2 separate regions of the Homo sapiens genome follow, and region 1 is linked to region 2. The links are chromatin contacts, found by Hi-C or POLR2A ChIA-PET in ENCODE. All regions are on one chromosome and are shown on one strand. Each heading gives the region's core, a stretch centred on a gene start or an enhancer-like site at or near the end of the contact. The rest is flanking DNA. Distances are from core to core; before and after follow the strand shown. Region 1 holds the start of LINC02915 (long intergenic non-protein coding RNA 2915). Region 2 has its middle 150 kb from the start of THBS1.

What was found. Hi-C counts contacts between places; a loop is a spot of excess contacts on that map. ChIA-PET counts read pairs that join two places held with the same protein, here RNA polymerase II (POLR2A). Pooled maps may share reads with other maps.
Region 1: a map of endothelial cell of umbilical vein shows a loop between it and region 2 (8-fold over the local background). The contact joins the promoter of LINC02915 here to the enhancer-like site in region 2. A Hi-C loop is called at or near these places in 1 of 168 maps with a recorded cell type or tissue (endothelial cell of umbilical vein) and 4 of 50 pooled maps. POLR2A ChIA-PET finds 5 or more read pairs at or near these places in 2 of 52 experiments (BJ and endothelial cell of umbilical vein).

What each region holds. Positions count from the first base shown.
Region 1 is chr15:39,246,859-39,252,417 of GRCh38, forward strand. LINC02915 (long intergenic non-protein coding RNA 2915) reads left to right here and starts at 3,811. Exons shown (of 2, transcript NR_144508.1): 1 at 3,811-4,005; 2 at 5,201-5,559. All of the region lies in intron 1 of LOC105370777 (a long non-coding RNA gene), which reads right to left.
Region 2 is chr15:39,428,062-39,433,592 of GRCh38, forward strand. No RefSeq gene overlaps it. Among named protein-coding and RNA genes, the nearest start is that of THBS1, 150 kb to the right of the region's middle. Within about 2 kb of position 2,455, at least 5 of the 41 ENCODE cell types and tissues checked have a DNase peak (open chromatin) inside an H3K27ac peak, as active enhancers do; they include endothelial cell of umbilical vein, where a contact is called at or near this core.

The DNA.
Region 1 (5,559 bases), core at 2,561-5,060, 180 kb before region 2:
GTCCAATTTCAGCTATTTCTCTGTGCACTTCCTATTTTTATAAAATTATATCAATCATAATCACTGTGATAATATTGTCAGTGCTGTCTAACTTACATATTTAGCTTATAAGTTAACAAAATCTTTAACAAACCAGCCACAAAAGTTAGCTTTATGAACCAGACTTATAGAGAATATAAAGGGACATGAAACCCATAGGAAAAGGAAATTCATCTCCTAAATAGTCACGATTATTTAGGCAAGATTTATTCCTTTTCAGTAAACCCCTTGAAAGAGGAGACTATCTGTGTCTTACCATTTTGCCCCCAACAAACTGCCTAATTTCATATCTAGAACATAGTAGGTGCTCAAGAAATACTTGCTGAATAATGAATGAACATTTGTTAGGAAACTTTAGTAGGAAGGATTTTAATAGTAAAACCGTGAAACTAATCTAAGTGTCTAAAACTAGAGAACGATTTAATAATGTTTTAACAGCCTCCAAAATTATGTTGAGGAAGAATAAGATATATCATAACATAAAAATTGTGATACAGATTATAGATGAAAAATTTAGGTTACTAACAAGAATGTATAAAATATTCCATTAATTATATATACATATATACACATATTTTACTATTTTATATATTAAAAGATATACAGCATTATACTATGTTGGTTATCTCTGGGGATCAGATTACAGGTTGTTTTTACTTGCTTCCTTGAGATTTTTTTCTGTAATATCTGAATTTTATTCCTTTCTTTCCAAATTTGGGGAAAAAAATAAGGTTTCTGAAAATTAAAAAAAATAGATAATATATCAAGTTTGGACTGCAAACCAGAGCTTTCAGCAGAACATAGTTGAGTCTTTGCCATAGACACCAACTCATTTCCTTCCTTTCTGTGGCATTCATTCCACTATCATGCATTTTTTCCCAAATGAGATGACAAAATGGAAAGACCATTTCTACACCAAGCATTGAGCCATAGGAAAGCGGAATGTCAGTCAGGGCATCTGCAGATCAGGAAATCATGTCACAGAAAACAGGACCTGTATAAGATCTAAGTTTATGCCATTTGCTGATCAGTTACCATATTTCAAAAATTATACACACTGTAATCCCCTCTCTCTGTTCTGCGGGCCCTTTGAAGAAGAAGGCATTTTTAGCAAATGTCCTTTAAATGGAGAAAAGAGGCAGATCAATTTACTCCAAACTACTTCAGATTAGATCTTAGTCAGAATGCCTCCCCAGAGTGGAAGCTCTTCTCCAGAAGTACCTTTCCTGTTGGATTCAGGTTCAGGGTTGGAACCCACAGACCCAGAATGATAGGCTATCAGCAAAGAAAAGCATGTCATTAGCATCCAGCAGCCCTCAGTTTGTCCTTGTCTCCTTCATCTTCCTTCAAACTTCTATTTTTCTCTTAGATTTCCCTGAAACTCTTTTAAAAATTCCTTTTGAAACAAGTGGGTGCCTGACTCATTGCCTATTTCCTCTGTTTTCCACCCAAGTGGTAAACAATGGGCTCTATTCAAATATGGACCGTCTGTGAGCTGGGAACCTGCGTGCAGACAAAGCTCCTTGTCCCAGGGCAGACTGCCAGACCCATGCTCTCCTCCACTCACCTCCTAGGCTGTTTAATAAGGGCCACTTGGCAAAAGGCAACATATTGTCATGGTCCTGTGACCTTGTAGTTCTCTGTCTCTTTTCCCTTCAGCCCGAAAGAATATTTCTCTAAATTCTCAAGTCAACGCATTTGAGAACAGCCTTTCAAAAGATACTTGTAGGAATAACAGAAGGTAGTTCAGGACCCAGTCAAAAGGACTATCTGGCTTTATTTACAATAATTTTAATGCCTCTGTCCTAACTCCTCCAAAGTTATTAATATTTTGTCTGTAGATGGTGGTTGCCAGGAAAGAGAATCTTGCAAAGTCAAGGGCATGACAAAGCTGAGAAATAGAGAAGGCTAGCCTAAGACTTTGGGAAGAGAAAGGTGAAGGAAAAAAATAGTAGGAATCAGACTATGGAACAAGAAGAACGGGACAAAGTTTCAAGTCCAAAGTGAGCAGGTAAGACAAAAATAACTGAACTTAAATGACAGAGTAGTCTTCAGGGAAAAAAAGAGAGAGAGAGAAGAGACTAGAGAACACATTTGCTTCAAGTGCTTGAGGAAAGCACACCTCCAGTGTGTAGAGGAATCACAGGAGGAGATTTTGCATATGGTGTCCAAACTCCCTTCCCAAGAATTTATGTTTCCTGAAGAACACTGCCAACTTCCCCCCTCCATCTTAAAATGGTAAGAAAGAGAGTTAAAGAGAAGGTAAGGGAAACAAATAAATAATTACGATAATCCAGTTATATTAGATATGTGTGCATTTTAAAATAACTTCAACAACCATATGAAATTGTGGCTCTTGTTCCTGTTTTTTTTACAGATGAGAAAATTGTAGCTTATGGAGTTTAAATAATTTGCTCACAGTCACAGAATTAGCGCTAGAATTTAAAATCAAGTGGTATGACTAAAAAACCATGAGAAAATTCATTCCTTCTTTTACAAAACAAGTCACTCTCTACTGACAATCAAACCCAAGTCCTCTAGATTCTCCATAATATTATTTACATCTATCCTCTTCTATCCAGCCCTACTGTCCCTCCCTCATAGCTTACTAAGTTTTCCCCAAAAGCCTCCTGACCTCCCTTCTCTGTGTCCCCCCATTCTTTTCCTTTCTTCTTTCCTTTTCCTTCCTCTCTCAACATGTATCTCATCAATTCCAACCTGCTTAAAACCCTTCAGTGACTTCCCACTGACCTAAGATTAAGTCATTGCTCTCAAATATGGCACTGCTTACCCATTGTTCTGCATATTATATTCTCTCTCCATCACTTTCTATGTTCCAACCACATTGGACTTCTTTAATATCCTCAAAACTACAAGTCGTATACCAGGGAAGGGCTTTTACACAGGCTGTTTATTCACTGTGGAACACTCCCTCCTCCTCTTCTCTTAGCTCAGCCATTCGCAAACTTTTGGGGCTCGGCCCCTTTGTGCTCTCAAATCTTCTGAAGAACCCCAAAGACCTTTTCATTTTAAAAAAGGTAGATTATATCATTATATCATGTTGCAAATTAGAACCAATTCTTTTTTAAATATTTAATTCATTTTAAAACAACATAGTAAACTGATTATACCTTAACATAAATAACATTTTATGAAAACATAGCCACGTTTTCCAAAACCAAAAATACATGAGTGAGACTAGTAGTGCTGTTATGCATTTTTTGCAAATCTTACCAATATCTGGCTTACTAAAGGATAAATGGATTCTCATGTCTGCTTCTGCATTCAATCTGTTGTGAAATCTATGTTATGCAGCTTCTGTAAAACTCCATTGTACACTTGTAATGCAATAAGAATGAAAAGGCAAATGACTTCTTAGTATTATAGGAAAACAGTCTTAACTCCTCCCTAAAAGTGTCTTAGGCAGAGACATCCAGGAAACCCAAGGTATACATTAGGAACTCTTAATTATCCTTAATATCTTGTCTTAAAGTTAAAATTTGCAAAGATGTCTTTCCTGACCTCAAAGAATAGGTCTGAGTCCTCTTGTTATATGTTTCTATAACATTCTTACCTCTCTGTCAAAACACTCACCGTACCTATAATTTATTCAATAATTTGCATAAGGACAGGGACCATACCAACTTTGTTCATAGTGAGTCTCCAGTGCTCAGCACACAGCAAGGACTCAGAAAATCTTTGTGGGAGGAAGCAGGAAATAGAAGGGGGAGAGCAAGGAAGTAAGGCCTCAGACTCAATGACACAGCTCCCTGACAATCGCTCCATTCCTTCAGCAGGATGTACACAGAGATATAACTTTCTACAGCATCCACTGCAGCTCTGGGCTCCATTTCCCTTTGAAATGGGATGGGAGAAAGGGGCAGGTAACAGACTGGAGTGAGGAGACTGAGGAGAAACTGTAGAGAATAATACTTAGGAGTACACGTGCTGGATTCTCTCATTAAGGTAATCATTCAATATTTACTAAGCAGCTACAATTTGCCAGGCATTCTTCTGGGCACTTGGGACACATCAGTGAACAAAATAGAGAAAAGTTTCTGGCCTCAAGCGATTTACAGGCAGACCTGAACTCAACCACACATCCCTCCACTTGAGTTGGCCTGGATTGTTTGTTTAATCTTCTTGTGCCTTATTTCTCTCATCAGTAAAATGTGAACAAGCCTTGAGAGTTTCCAGGTGAGAACTAAATGAAAGAATATCTTTAATGTACCCAATAGAATCAGGCACCTGGTAGGTGCCTAATAAATGGAAATCTTTCTGCTGGCAACTCTTATTCCAAAATTGATTTTTTTTTCATGTACAGAAACTATTCGATAGATTAGAATCCAGTCACTCACAGGATATCACTTGGGTAGTTGTCGGGGAGGGGGAGTGGTGTATTTAGGGTCTTCTCAGGATTCGGGGGGCTGGCTGCAGTGTCATTTTCCTATAGAGAAGCATCACCTCTGGCTTCCTCTCTTCTTCACAAGCCACCTGGATATGTTTACATTGAACTATGCAAGGTACTATTGTAGTCTTAAGCTATGCAGTATTTCAAAACAGACTTTCCTGAGGACTCTTACAAAAATAATTATGCCACGAGTGTCAGACTATTTGAAAGAAGATATTCATAGCCAACTGTTTGTAAGGGACCACCTCCTTACATGGGTTTATTGTGTATCATAGGGTTGCTGGGGTTTTCCAACTTCACCCTCTGAGTGTGGGTTGGCCTTTCTGAGAAAGCTACACTGCCTTTGAAGTAGGACTACCAGGAGAGAGGGGGGAAAAAAAAGTGTAGGGCTCTTTGACTTTTCATTTCCCTTTCTATCTACTTACTCTTTGTGCCTTCTCCAGTTAGTACCACACTAGAGAAGTGTTAGGTAGAGGAAGAGGAAGAAAGAAAAAAGGACAATCTTATCAGTTGATTTTGCTATGTGTTACCAGTCTGGTAAAAACATTTGAAGTTAGAAAGTATTCAAACATGAATAAAGTTTGGGAATTACTTGTATGGATTTAATTTCCTCAGAATACCCTCATTGTTCCTTCGCAGGAAATATTCATGAGTCAACTATCCAGAATCATAGTTATTATTCAAGCGGTGTGGGTTTAAAAGGAGATTTGATGCCATGGCAAACCTCACTGACTTAGACTGTTCTTCAAGTTAAAGAGCAGGATGATGTCTGAAGTGGCTGAAACACATATGGCTTCAGTGTGTCAAGAAGACCTGAAAGATCCCACATGGAAGTGAAATTCATTACTGGCAAGCACGGTGGCAGGAGACCCCAGAGGGCTGAGCCGCAAAGAATTTGCAGAGCCTTATGGCTAACTCCATGGCCTAGTTTGATCTTGAAGTTACTGTCTTGGATAATCCTCTCAAATCTGTTCCTGCACTTAAGAGCCACTCATCACATGACGGAGCTCCCTCTCAGGTTCCTTTACATCGCCCTGTCAGAAATGACTTTCAGGGAACAGACATCACATCAAATCATCCAACAGATGTCCCTTTCAAATAAGTTGGAG
Region 2 (5,531 bases), core at 1,205-3,704:
CTTTATGCTTCCTGAGTGCTTCTATCTCTCCACTTTAACATTGACATATGCATGTATTGCAGTAATATTATTTATTCAAATCTACCATGTTCTGGGCACTGGAACAGTGCCTGGAACTGTTGCTGGAACTGTTACAGTGCCTGGAACTTCTTAGAGTATTATGTATTCAAAGTAATATCATTTATTCAACAAACAATATTATATAACTCCTTCTAGGGCTTACATTCTAATGGGGGAGCACACGATAAACAAATAATAAATGACAGTAAAATAAAACAAATAATCACATATGAAGAGGTCCTCTGTGCAGGATGTGAGGACCAACGTTTGAGCACTGGCTCTGACATAGAGTATGTGGAACCCTTATTCGCTCATGCAATCCCCAGGGAAATCCTCTTAGGAGGTACTATTAAGCTTCACTTGACAAATAGGAAAACTGAAGTCCAGACTACACAGCCTAAAAATAGTAGAACACAAATTTGAACCTGGGTCTGATGCCCAAGATCCATTATCATTCCACTTCACCATCTCTCCCCCTGAAGCAAGGTCAAGAGACAAGGAGAAGGAAGGCCAGGACTTTGAGCCTTTCCACCTCATGCAAGAGTGTCCTCTGAGCCTCCACTGCTCAACTCAAGCACGTGTTTTTAAACATTCCAAAGCACTCCCAGTTGCAAAGGAGATGTTGTAGGATGTTAGGTCTCAGCACAAGGAACCCAAACCTTCAGGGGCTCTCCTCTACATTATGCTCCCATTTTTCTCCCAAAATATCGATCTCCACCCACCCTAGACATAGAACTGGAGAATAAGTTCCAGTTTCATCCCTTTGCAGATCTTAGGGGGACCCATCAAATTCCCAGCCACTGGGTGAAAATCAGCAGCTTCTTTATAGGACCTGAGTTGCCTTCCTAGAGGATCCTAGAGGAAAAAAAAAAATCTTATCCTTCAAATACTGCTGTCTTCCAAAATACGTAAGGACGCCACGGTGAATCATAGTGGACACCCTGCATTGGTTGGGTTATTATTTATCCTAGAAGCTTGGGTTCTTGGAGCCCTAGCTTATTTAAGCAACAAAGTCCCTCACAGCCCACAGGTGAGGAAGTGAGTGTAACAAAGAGATCATTGGACCTAAAATCAAAACACCTGTCAAATCCCGGTTCTGCCACTTACTAGTTATGATCTTGAGCCAGAGACTTAATTTCTTTGAGCCTCAGATTCCTTTCTGTAAAATAAACAGTTGTGTGACTTACCTTACAAGGATCATTGTAAAAGGAAAGAAGACCTATGTAAGATTCTGTGTTGAAAGAGCTCAGTACATAATCATGTATTTTAAAAATTAGATGTGGCTTTAATTTTTAAATTTTTCTCATTAAATTTGACAGCAAATTATGTTACTTGGCTATGAATTTAAACCTTGCTTACGTCTCTTATTTCTGGGAAAAAACAAAAAACACCTGCAAGGTTATCCCACTGCTGATTCCTGAGGGGAGGTCCCTCAAGGGCACATAAGGTGACAACTCCTCCAGCATGGACAACAGCCACCCAGAGATGCCAGGGAAGAATAGAGGGAACTCTCTTCTTTTTCCAACTTTCCACGTAATTTGTAATTGTTGTTTAAACTCTCAATCCTCCTGGTGATATGATAGGCTCAACTTTCCAAGATACTGAAGTTGAAAGAGTTTAAAAAAAAAAAAAAAAAAGGTATAACCAGGAAAGTTAGCTTTAATAATCTCCATTCCAGACATTTTAACCCACTTGAAAGGGGTAATACTTACCCCCCAAAACCTAAAGGGTGACTGTTTTGAGCATGAGGTGTGGGGAATAGAGATTAGCGTGAGAGGGAGGAAAGTGTTAAAATAGAAAGAGGCAGAGAGGAAATGAAATAACCTTCCTACCTCTTATCCTTGAGTGCTTTCAAGAGCCTGTCTGGGGCCAGGAGCCCCAGGAAACACCAAGGCTGTTTCTTGCCTTCACCTTTGGGCTGTTTTTTACTGCCATTCATTAAGAAAATCTTTTCCATCAGCCTTATCATCCTTTTCTTGGCTCTTGGTCAGGTTGAGTCAGACGTGGAACATTTACTTTCACAAAGACTAACCAATCTTTTGTCTAGACGCAGATGTCTTCCACCAAAGCTTGTTGATCAGGGTCATGAAAGAGGCTGGTAAACACGTAGGCCCTTTTGTGTAACTGAACACTGTGGGGGGAAGACTGAGGACAGAGGAAATGGAGAAAATGGGGGGAGCTAGGAATTTGTTGATAGCATATAAAAGTGGGCAACTGAAAGCACTGTGAACTCTCTTTGTTTGAAAAGTGTAAGGGGACTAGTTTGTAGTATCCCTAAAAAGGTTTGCAGATCAAGAGTGGAACTGGGTTTCAAAGGCCCCAGGGCCTTTTCTTGTCCTGTTGCCTCTGCCTGGACCATTTTCTGTCCTTCCTCTCTACTTCCTCTTCCCGGGCCAACTTTTATTCCCTCTCCCAGTCTTTTGCTAACAGCCACTTCCTCAGGAAAGCTTTCCCCAGCCCCTGCGGCTAGGGCAGGTTGCCCCATTACCCACTCTCATCACACCCTGCACTTTGCCAGTGCAGCTGTCTTCAGTACTATAATTAAATGATGATGTGTGCACAGCTATTTGGACAATGACTACCCATATTCATTAGTCGTTGGGCATTTTGTAAATTATCTTATAATTGAGCTAATTGTAATCTTTAAGCAGTAATATTACACAACAAAAACGTGTATAATTATTATTAAACTAATAATGTTGTCTCTCTGGCTAGATATTAACCTCCTTGAGGGCAGGGACTGCTTGGACCTGTATGTAATGGGGTGCCCAGTGCCTGATACTGTGCCTAACACATAGGTGGAGGTCAAAATATATGTTGAATAAATCAATGTATGAGTTTGTCCATGAGGGCAATAAAGGGGAAAACGTAAGGGGAAAAGCATCCAGAGAATAGTTCCCACTGGTTTAGGCTAGACAAGCAATGTACCAATGTTTTGGTTGCCCCAGAGTCCCTAGTACGGAGCTATTTCCTACATCATTCACCATCCTGAGCACAGAGACCTTCTGAAGTCTTATTCCATTGTTGCCTTTAACAGCAAAGAAAAAAGAAACTTGGAAGCCAGCTCCCTGGATGTACTGTATATCTTTTGAAAACAAAAAGTGGTCTTTGGTCATTTCAGAGAAATTTTAAATTCATGGTAATATGAAAAAGAACTCATTGTTTAAGAAAAATATTTTGGCCAGGCACAGTGGCTCATGCCTGTAATTCCAGCACTTTGGGAGGCCAAGGCATGAGGAACATTTGAGACCAGGGGTTCAACACTAGCCTGGGCAACATAGTGAGACCCCCACTTCTACAAAAAAGAAAAAGAAAAAGAAAATTATCCAGACATGGTGGTACATGCCTGAGGATAGCTTGAGCCCAGGAGGTTGAGGCTGCAGTGAGTTGAGGAAAATAAACGTCTCATTTCTCATTCCAAAACCACAGGGACACTTTACTACAAAAGTATGATTGCACCACTGCACTCCAGCCTGGGCCACAGGAAAAAAAAAAAAAAAAGAAAGAAAAAGAATATTTTCAAGGAGTGAATTAGACTATAGTTTTGGAAGTCTGATTCATCCTTCATGTAGTGTATGTTATGTTGCATTAGCCATCTTTCCATGAAGTTCCATCACTAGATAAATGAAATTGAGCATGTCTCTGCATAGGTTTGGTCCTTCAGAGGTATTGTTGATTCTACAAAAGCAGAGACAGTCTCATGCCTATCTTTTGTAAATCCAGGACACTATGGTGTCTTGGGCACAGAATAATCACTGATGAGATGAATAGGTGCACCAAGTCAAGAGGTCCTTGAAAGGTCCCCCATTAAACCTATGTTATCCCCCCATTAGTTTACCTCACAAAGCATGATTCCATTCTTAGGGGAAAGTTTCACAAAATGGCTCTCATATCTCCCTCTCTGTAGACTCCTAACTTATTGCAGCCTGGTTTCTCCTGGCCTTCATCCCATGATGTGTACCAGCTCAGTGTGTCTCCTTCCTGCTCTCTCCTGCTCAGCCCTCTCCCAATCCTCCCTCTATCTTTTTGATCTTCAAAGGAGTCAGACAAGGAGCACATCCCCCTCCAGGCAGTATTCTCTGCCAGTCTTTTCAGATGACTGTATTTTCCTGGTCACAAAACGTCCCCAGTGTCCAACATCTTCTTGAGTAAGCATCTACATAAAGGAAGCAAGTCATTTCATGTGTGCACTTCCATTAATAGATTCTCAGGATCAGCACCCCAGGGATCTTTTACAAGCTCAGTGGAAGTATTAATAGCATCCTACATTAAAAGATACTTTTTAAAAAGTCTGTTAATTTAGTCAACATTCTTAGCCTATACATCAATGTCAAAGCAATGGGATAGCCAAGATCCTTGAGCACTGGTGGCCTTAATGTGCTGCTAGTGCGATGGTGATGTTCTTAAATTTGTAATATGTCTTCACTTAATTGTAGCTTGATTTCTTTTGAATGAGCTTATTTATTTTAAGACCTGGGTCTGTGCTTTGTACTGTTCATTTTCATATATAAAAAGAAAGGTGAGACAGCACAGGCCAGTGTCTATAATCATTTGAAGTTATAGTCCAAAGGTCAAGAATTATGGAAGGAATTTTAAAGAAAATCCATAAAATTGGGCAAATAGGGACCAGATACAATGAATAAAGTTCTCTCAGAGTACCATTGCTGCCTTTTTGAGCAAACATAAGTGCACCTACCTCTGAAAACTGGCTTCTTGTGAATTAAGCTAGCAGGTCATCGGCCACTCAACACAGCGGCCAATGACTTGGTAGCTACAACACTGTGCTCTGAAAGACTGAGAATGAAGATGAAAAGAAAGCATGCCACCCTGTTAATAGTCTATGGTAAGAGGAGCTGTCAGCATTGCAGCATTAGGAAGAGGGATTAGTCTTTCCATTATTCAACACAACTCATCTTTTTTGTGCCAACAATGTGTTCAGCACTGTGGAAAACACCCAAAGAGTCTGTCCTCAAGTATGATCACGTTGAATGTACAAAGGGAACTGGCAAAGTTCCTAAAACCTGGCCTCTTGCCTCTGGAGGACGTTGTGTGTAGTATCGTTTCTCACACCCTACAACTAAGTAAGGTCAAAAGAGAACAGGTGGCTCTTACATAGCTGACCTTCAATGTCCATTCTGTAGGCATCACCCCATTATCAGGAGTAGGTACTGTCCTTCACTCTTGTTCTGTGTCTAGCAGCCAGGCACCACCCAGCTAAACCAGACCACATGCTCAGTTTCTCCAACAGCTCAGTCTCCCAACTGATTCCTAGGATGAATGAATGTACAGATGAAAGGCCTAAAGAGCCTGGTGCATAAGAGGTCACAGCAAACGTGAGTGTGCCTTCCCTGCCTTCAGTACATCCAGCAGGCACTCTCTCTGCCCTCCCTCAGTTGGACATGCAGCCTCAGATGCTGAGTCTCAACTTCCCTTCCTCAGGGGAGCTGCTATAGAGCAATAGGCTAGCTTGC